Linked DNA regions of Mus musculus: region 1 is linked to region 2. Evidence: chromatin contacts called from ENCODE POLR2A ChIA-PET data. All regions are on one chromosome and are shown on one strand. The core of a region is the stretch at or near the end of the contact, and the rest is flanking DNA. Distances in the headings are between cores, read along the strand shown.

The links. ChIA-PET counts read pairs that join two places held with the same protein, here RNA polymerase II (POLR2A).
Region 1: POLR2A ChIA-PET joins it to region 2 with 10 read pairs in Patski. The contact joins the enhancer-like site here to the promoter of Vasp in region 2. POLR2A ChIA-PET finds 5 or more read pairs at or near these places in 2 of 5 experiments (Patski and embryonic stem cell).

The regions. Positions count from the first base shown.
Region 1 is chr7:19,331,301-19,335,353 of GRCm38, forward strand. No RefSeq gene overlaps it. Among named protein-coding and RNA genes, the nearest start is that of Ercc1, 12 kb to the right of the region's middle. Within about 2 kb of position 1,576, at least 1 of the 3 ENCODE cell types and tissues checked has a DNase peak (open chromatin) inside an H3K27ac peak, as active enhancers do.
Region 2 is chr7:19,270,517-19,274,481 of GRCm38, forward strand. It overlaps Vasp (vasodilator-stimulated phosphoprotein), which reads right to left and starts at 1,338. Exons shown (of 13, transcript NM_009499.3): 1 at 998-1,338. The coding sequence starts at 1,002.

The DNA of each region.
Region 1 (4,053 bases), core at 326-2,825, 61 kb after region 2:
AGCCACAAGTTCCACCATGTGTTTTCTTTGATTGGTAGTTTAGTCCCTAGGAGCTCTGGGGTTACTGGTTAGTTCATATTGTTGTTCCTCCTATGGGGCTGCAGACCCGTCAGCTCCTTGGGTTCTTTCTCTAGCTCCTCCATTGGGGACCCTGATGCTCACTGCTCTTGTAGAGGTTACTATGTTTGGTTCCTAATACTCTGAGTGGCTCACTACCCCTTGTAACTCCCATTCTAGGGGATATGACGCCATTTTCAGGTCTCCAGAGGATCCTACAAGCATGCAATGCACACAAGCTCATTCAGGCATGCACACTTCTATAAAAATAACTGCTCATGCCTTTAATCCCAGCACTCAGGAGGCAGAGGCAGATCTCTGTGAGTTCAAGGTCAGCCTGGGCTACAAAGAGAAACTCTGTCTCTAAAAACAAAGTAACAACATCAATAATAAACACATCATTTAAAAAATAGAAATTAAAGCTGGGGGTGGTGGCACAAGCCTTTAATCCCAGCACTCTGGAGGCAGAGGCAGGTGGATTTCTGAGTTCGAGGCCAGTCTGGTCTACAGAGTGAGTTCCAGGACAGCCTAGGCTACACAGAGAAACCCTGTCTTGAAAAAACAAACAAACAAAAACCCCCAAAAAAACAGAAATTAAGCTGGCAAGTATCAAGCCAGTCAGGACTACATAGCAAGACGCCCCCAAAAATGTGTGGAGTAGGAGACCAGGAGATGACTCCACAGTTTAACCACAACAATCCCAAGCGTCCAGGTACAAAGCTGGGTGTGGTTGCACACAGTGTTAGCTGCAGAGGCAGAGACCAGAGGATTCCTTGGGCTCTGTGGTCAGCCAGTGTGGCCAGTGAGTGAGCTAGCCCCAGGCTTACTGAGAGCCCTTGACTCAGAGTATGGGAAGCAACTGAAGACAGTACCTTCACCTCTCACCTCCACAGACATACATAGTAAATAAATAAGTACATAAATAAGTAATAAATAAAGCATATATTTAAGATATTTTAAAGCAATAAATGAATACCCATGCATGCTACACTTTTAATCCCAGCACTCAGGAAGCAGAGTCAGATATCTCTGAGTTGAATCATAGCCTGGTCTACATTGTGAATTCCAGGCCAGCCAGAGCTACATATTGAGACTCTATCTAAAAATAAAGGAACAATATATATATATTTTAAAATAACACAAAAAGACCAGATGTGGTCCCTGCCTTCGATCTTAGCACTCAGTAGGTGGCAACAGGCATATATGTCTGTGAGTTTGAAGCCAGCCTGGTCTACAGAGCAAGTTCCAGAACTGCCAGGCTACATTGCAAGACCCTGCCTCAAAAACAAACAAACAAACAAACAAACAAAACCAAGGAAGGGACCAAAGGTCAGACGCCAGGTCCCAACTCCAGCCACCTCCGGGGACTCACACCAACACCCAGCCCAGCTGCCTCCCGGGACCCCGTGATCCCCACAGGGGTGAGATGGACAGACAGATACGGAGGTCGGATGGACAGACCGATGCAGGACCTGACGGGGCCAGGCGGGGTGGGGGTGCAGATCCGGGCAGGGCTGGCCGCGGTGACCGCGGGGCCGCCTCCTGGGTGCCTTCCGCTCCCCGGAAGCGCTGAGTCGTCGCTGCCTTATCTGGCGGCCGCTATTTCGGGCTCCGCTTCGCAGCAGCGCGGTGACTATTTTTAGCGGCGTTCGGGTAAAAATGGACCCAGCGCGCGCGCGGGTGGCCGAGGCCGTGCGCGCCTGGGGAGCCGGGGACGCGCCTGAGTCACCGCCGCACAGAATCTTCCAGGAGCCCCAGGCGCAGTTAGGAGGGGGGATATCGCGGCGGAATAAGGAAACCGAGGCACGCAGACACCCCCGCCCCCGGGGGGAGATTGCAACAAGGGCTCTTGAGCTGACTGCAAGGTAGCATGCCGCAACTTCAGCTTGGATCTCTCCCCTCCCCCAACTCCTCTTGTCTCTTTCTGCCTCTCTATGTGTAGATAACCTCTCTCTCTCTCTCTCTCTCTCTCTCTCTCTCTCTCTCTCTCTCTCTCTCTCTCTCTCTCTCCCTCTCTCTCTCTCCCTCTCTCTCTCTCTCCCCTTCCCTCTTTGCATCTTCCTTTCTCTTCTCTCTTCTCTTTGAGACAGGGTCTCACTGAGATCTGCTTGTCTGTGCCTTCTCCCACCCCACCCCCATGTCTGTCTGCCTCTGTCCTCTGTCTCTCTTAGTCTCCCTCTGTCTGTCCTGTCTCTCTGTCTTTCTGTCTCTCTTTCTCTATCTATCTATCTATCTATCTATCTATCTATCTATCTATTTATCTATTTTATATTATCCTCTGTCTTGAGACAGGGCCTCACTATCAGAGAACCTCTTGCCTCTGATTTCTAAATGCTGGGATGGCTTACACCATCAAAAAGTGGCTTTTACATTTTTAAAAAACCAGTGTGTGTGTGTGTGTGTACACTAATGTACATGCCTTTATACGGGTTCCTCCAGGCCTTTGTAATGAGCATTTTTACCCACTGAGCCATCTCTATGGTCCCATCATACACTTTGAAAGTTTATCTGCCAAGCAGTGTGGTATATATACTCCTTTAGTCCCAGCACTCAGGAGGAGAAGCAGGCAAGATGTCTCTAAGAAAGGCCAGCCTGGTTTACATACCCAGCGCCAGGCTAGCCACAGCTAAGGCTGTGTAATGGGCCCTCTTTTCACACACACACACACACACACACACACACACACACACACACACACGCACATGCACACGCACAGAGAGGGAGAGAGAGAGGGAGAGAGAGAGACAGAGACAGAGAGAGAGACAGAGAGAGAGGGAGAAGGAGGGAGGGAGGGAGGGAGAGAGAGAGAGAGAGAACACCAAAAACCAACCAACCATGCCTGTGGGCTTTGGAGGTCATGTGGAGGTCAGAAGACAACTTTGTGGCCTGGGTCCCCATAACTGAATTCTGTGGTCAGACTTGGTAACAAGTGCCTTTACCTGATGGACCCCAACATACATTTTTTACATTTTTATGGCTCTTCTTTGTGCTAGGCCTGGTGCTTGGCCATGAATGCAGCTTAACCCTCATCCGTATCTCATCCACAGTGCACTGTAAGATGCTCACATCAGCCAGCGAGGACCACAGAGACTCTCAGGGCCAGGCTCTAGCTCAGTCTATGTCTGTGGACAGGGAGGTGACTGCCTGCCTTGTGAGGGGCTCAGACGAGCAGCCATTGGAGATGTGGGGCTATAATGCAAGGTGTATCATAATGCTGCCCCCAGGACTCAAAATAATGGAGGTCAGGGCTAGTTCTGGGAAGCCTTGGAGTGACACAGGGGATTGATTAATTATGAATTTTGCTGCCTCGGCTGAAAACTGGTTTACAAAAATGTATTGGCTTACCAAATAAGTAGAAACAGCGACAGTGGAAGTTGGGGGGAAAAAAGAGAAAAAAATAACTATCACAGCTTCATGCACAGCTTTGATACCGTGACTGTGGTTACTGTCTGCAGGTCCACAGCTCTCTTTGATTCCTCCAAGGCAGGCTCTCCACATCATTAATTAACTATTTAACATTTGCCTGTGTGTGCCCCTCCTCCCTTTCTCTCTCTCTCTCTCTCTCTCTCTCTCTCTCTCTCTCTCTCTCTCTCTCTGTCTCTCTCTGTCTCTCTCTCCTTCTTTCTCTGTGTAGTCCTGGCTGTCCTAGAACTTACTCAGTAGACCAGGCTAGCCTTGAACTCAGAGTTATGCCTGCCTCTGTTTCCCCAGTGCTGGGGTTAAAGGCCTGCGCCACCACCTGGCTGCTTTTTTCCTTTCATCTTTCCCTGGGTTCTGGGGATCAAACTAGAGTCATCAGGGTTGCATAGTAGCTGGTATGACTGAACTTTTTTTGTTTGTTTGTGTTTTTTGAGACAGGGTTTCTCTGTGTAGCTCTGGCTGTCCTGGAACTCACTTTGTAGACCAGGCTGGCCTGGAACTCAGAAATCTGCCTGCCTCTGCCTCCCAAGTGCTGGGATTAAAGGTGTGTGCCACCACCGACTGGCTTGAACACTT
Region 2 (3,965 bases), core at 88-2,587:
CCTAGGAAGAGAGCTGGAAGAAGCTAGTGAGCCTGGGTCCCTGAGGGAGAAGGCTATGACCTTGACGCTTTCCAGCGCCCCCTCCTCCAATCCCACGGCCTGGGGAAGGGGGTAACACCCAGCGACATTGAGCCCAGGGGGAGGGACTGTGGTGTGGGGAAAGCAGCTGGCCACAGTGCTCACTCGGGGGCCCGCCCCCCACACCAGCTGTCTCGACAGGTGAGTCAGGAAGACAAAGGCCCCCCTCCCCCAGCTGCTGCGCCCCCTCCCTCCCCGGCCACCAGGTTGGGGGGGGGGGACCAGAACCGTCCTCTGGCCCGGGGGTCCAGGAGCCGCCCTGGGCCTGGAGTGCTCCAGGGCCCTAGGACCCAACCTGGTTGCCTAAGGGGAGAAGAGTCCCATCCAGACCCTCTAGGCCCCGTGGGCCAGATTCCCAAGAACTCCTCCACAGGAGAACCTCGGTGTCCACCAAATTTAGGAACATCAAGAAGTGCCCCTAAAGTTAAGGACCGCGATTCCACTCTGGGACTCTCATCCAGTGCCCTAGACGCAAGGATCCGAATTCCAACCACAACCTGAGACTCAAGAGTTTTAGGGCTAGGGTTCTCTAGCCAGCCTCCCACCTGGTTTTGAGTTTGGGGGCGGTAACTCTGAGCCCGCTTATACTAGATCATCCCTGCGAGGATCTGACTATCTGAGAACTCAGAGGTGCTCCCCCCAAAAGTCTTCAAATTCTGAGTCCCGAGAGCGCCCCTAAACCTGAAAGCCATCAAGAGAACCTCAGCCGGCACCGCCCCAAGCCTTTAGGGAGTAGTGTGGAGAAACGGGGTGTCGATATTTAGAGATCGTTCCAGAAGGCACCGGCTCAGATCTGGGACGCCCAAAGCGCTGTGTCCCCTAAATCTAGCCCCAAATGCGCTGGAGGGGGGGAGGGGGACAAAGGCGGGGCGCGGAGCCGGCTCCCGGCTGGGACCCGGCTGGAGGGTTCGGGGCTCACCTCATGGCTGCGCGGAGGGCGGGCGGCGCGCCCACGGGGAGTGCTCCCGGGGCGCCCCTGATTGGAAGTGCAGGGGTGCGGGGCTGGCTCCAGGTTCTGCTCAGTCTCTCTCGGGGTCCCGCCCCATAGAGTCCAGCTTCCTGGGGAGAACGTGGACCGGGCCGGGGCGGGTCTTCAGGCGCCTCCTCCCACCGGTGTTCTGATGTGCTGGGATCCCCTGCGATGGAAAGCGGGGTGCAGCGTCCGAACCTCGCCGGCGCACCCCCTCGGCCGGCTGCACCTACGCGGTTACTCTTACTACTGTACTCTCTTTGCTACATTTCGTTCCAAAATTCCACTCCCCGTACCCACAATTCCCTGCGCCTTAAAGGGGCCGTGGACGCCTCCAGGCGGGGGATGGAGAGCGTTTAAAAGGCAACGCGGAACCTTGGGCTTCCGCAATTGCACTCCTTTCCCGGTCTTGTGGCGTGGGGGTGCACCCTGAGCCTCACTCCGGAGTTGGAGGGGAAAGCTTGGTGGAAGAGACAAGGGGCCTTTCTTTGATCTCTAGCTGTCTCCACTATCAAATTCTTTAGTAGAGATCTGGGGGTGTAGGTTCTCCACTCCAACTCGCTCCGTGGACTTCTCAGTTTATTTTTTGGGGGATGGGGGTACCCTTGGTTAAGCAAGGGATCTCATCAATTTCCACCTTTAAGTAACACTTCCGCACTTCTCTTCCCCAGATCTCGCTTCTCAGGCCGAGCCCCACCCCTCGCCGCCCCCCACCCTCCCGGGGAAGGTGTGGAGGAAGTGAGCGAGGGGGCGCGGCGGGCCGCTGACTCACCGCGGCCGGGTCGTGGTTGGGGTGGGGGCGGGGGTAAGGGTGGGGGATAGACTAGGAGCGAAGGGTTGGTGGTGAGACCCCGATCTGCTCCCCACGCGGGCCCAGCTACAGCTTAATTTTGCCCACGGAGGGTAGTAGGATCGTCCCAACAATCCGGCAGGCTCAGAGGCCCGGAGACCCTCCTCTAGAGCCCCTTCCCCGCCAACACGTCCGGGCTGAGTCGAGCCCCCCCTCCCCCAAGCCTTCCGCAGTGGGACCCATAGGCCCCGCCCAGAGTTACATCATCATGCAGACACGCCCCTCCCGTAGAGCTCTACCTGGCCGGCTGAAAGGCGGTAACTCTAAGAAAATGGCAGTTCCTGACTTACTGATCGAGAAACTGAGGCTCAGAGACAGGGAATGGGTTTAGCTTATTTGGGTCCCCCCGCTCCCAAACTCACGAGAATCAATCCACGTGGCCTTTGGCCAATCCATTTCCTGGATGCTATGCTGGCTCCCTGTTGTCCTTCACTTGTAAGAACCTCAACCTTCAGGCCAAACTCTTACAGTAATTCTGCTCTAAAAAAATCTAGTACACCAGTTAGTTGTCCTGCTCAAACCAGGAGGCTGAGGCAAGAGGATCACGAGTTTGAGGCCAACCTGGGCTACAGGGTGACTTTAACGTCATCTGAGGTTATATATTTAAGAACAAAAGTGGCCTGTGGAAGTAGGGCAGCAGTTAAAGGGGGGGGGGGGATGGAGAGATGGCTCAGCGGTTAAGAGCACTGACTGCTCTTCCAAAGGTCCTGAGTTCAAATCCCAGCAACCTCATGGTGGCTCACAACCATCTATAATGAGATCTGATGTCCTCTTCTTGTGTGTCTGAAGACAGCTACAGTGTACTTACATATAATAATAAATTAAAAAAAAAAACTTGCTACTTTTGCAGAGGACCCAAGTTCAATTCCCAACACTTACAGGGCTAATAACTGTAATTATAGGGTTACGTTCATATGTGCATGCCCACCACCTCCATACACATATATAATTAAAAATAATACAAGTAAATCTTAAAATTAAAACCACAAATGGGCTGGGCAGTGGTGGTGCACGCCTTTAGTCCCAGCACTTGGGAGGCAGAGGCAGGCGGATTTCTGAGTTCGAGGCCAGGGTATACAGTGTGAGTTCCAGGACAGCTAGGGCTATACAGAGAAACCCTGTCTCCAAACAAACAAACAAACAAAAAACCAAAACCTACCACATATATACACCACACACACAAGTATATACAAAAGCAAACACAAGAATCTGTGGTTTAAGATAATTCCTTTATTGGCTAGAGATAGAGAAATGGTTCAGCAATTAAGAGCAATGGCTGCTCTTGCAGAGGACCCAGGTTCAATTCCTAGCACCCACATGACAGCTAACAACCACATGTAACTCTGGTTCCAAAAGATCTAATTGCCCTTTCTAGCCTCCACAGGCTCCAGACACATATGTGGTACATAGACATACATACATACAGGTAAAACACCCGTGCACATAAAAAACAAAAAAACCAAAACCACAAATGGGCCAGATGTGGTAGCACAACACCTTTAACCCTAGCACTCAGGAGGCAGGGGTAAAAGTAGGTCTCGGTGAATTAGAGGCCAGCCTTGACTATTTATAATGAGTTCCAGGTCAGCCAGCCTGGTCTACATAGTGAGATCCAAGTCAGCCAGGGCTACAGAGTGAGACCCTGTCTGAAAAATAAAACCCTGGGTAATCTACCCCCACACATGCATCCATCTAAGACAGTGATTGTCAACCTTCCTAACGCTGTGACCCTTTGATAAAGTTTGTGTTGTGGTGACCTCCCAACCATAAAACGATTTTCCTTTGCCACTTCATAACTGTAATGTTGCTACTGTTATGAATCGTGATGTAACTATCTGTGGTTTTCTATGGTCTCAAGTGACCCCCATGGAAGGGTCCTCTGATCCCCTGAGAAGTCACCACCCACAGGTTGGTCTGGACTGGGCTATAATTCTCCGAGCCCCTCAGGCTCTGGGTGCACCACAACAAGCTCAGATTTTTATCGGCTTCTGTGTTCTCAACAAGGCCAAGCTAGAACAACAGTTATCCAACTAAAGGAGAACCACACTGCATGTGAGCTTCTGTGAA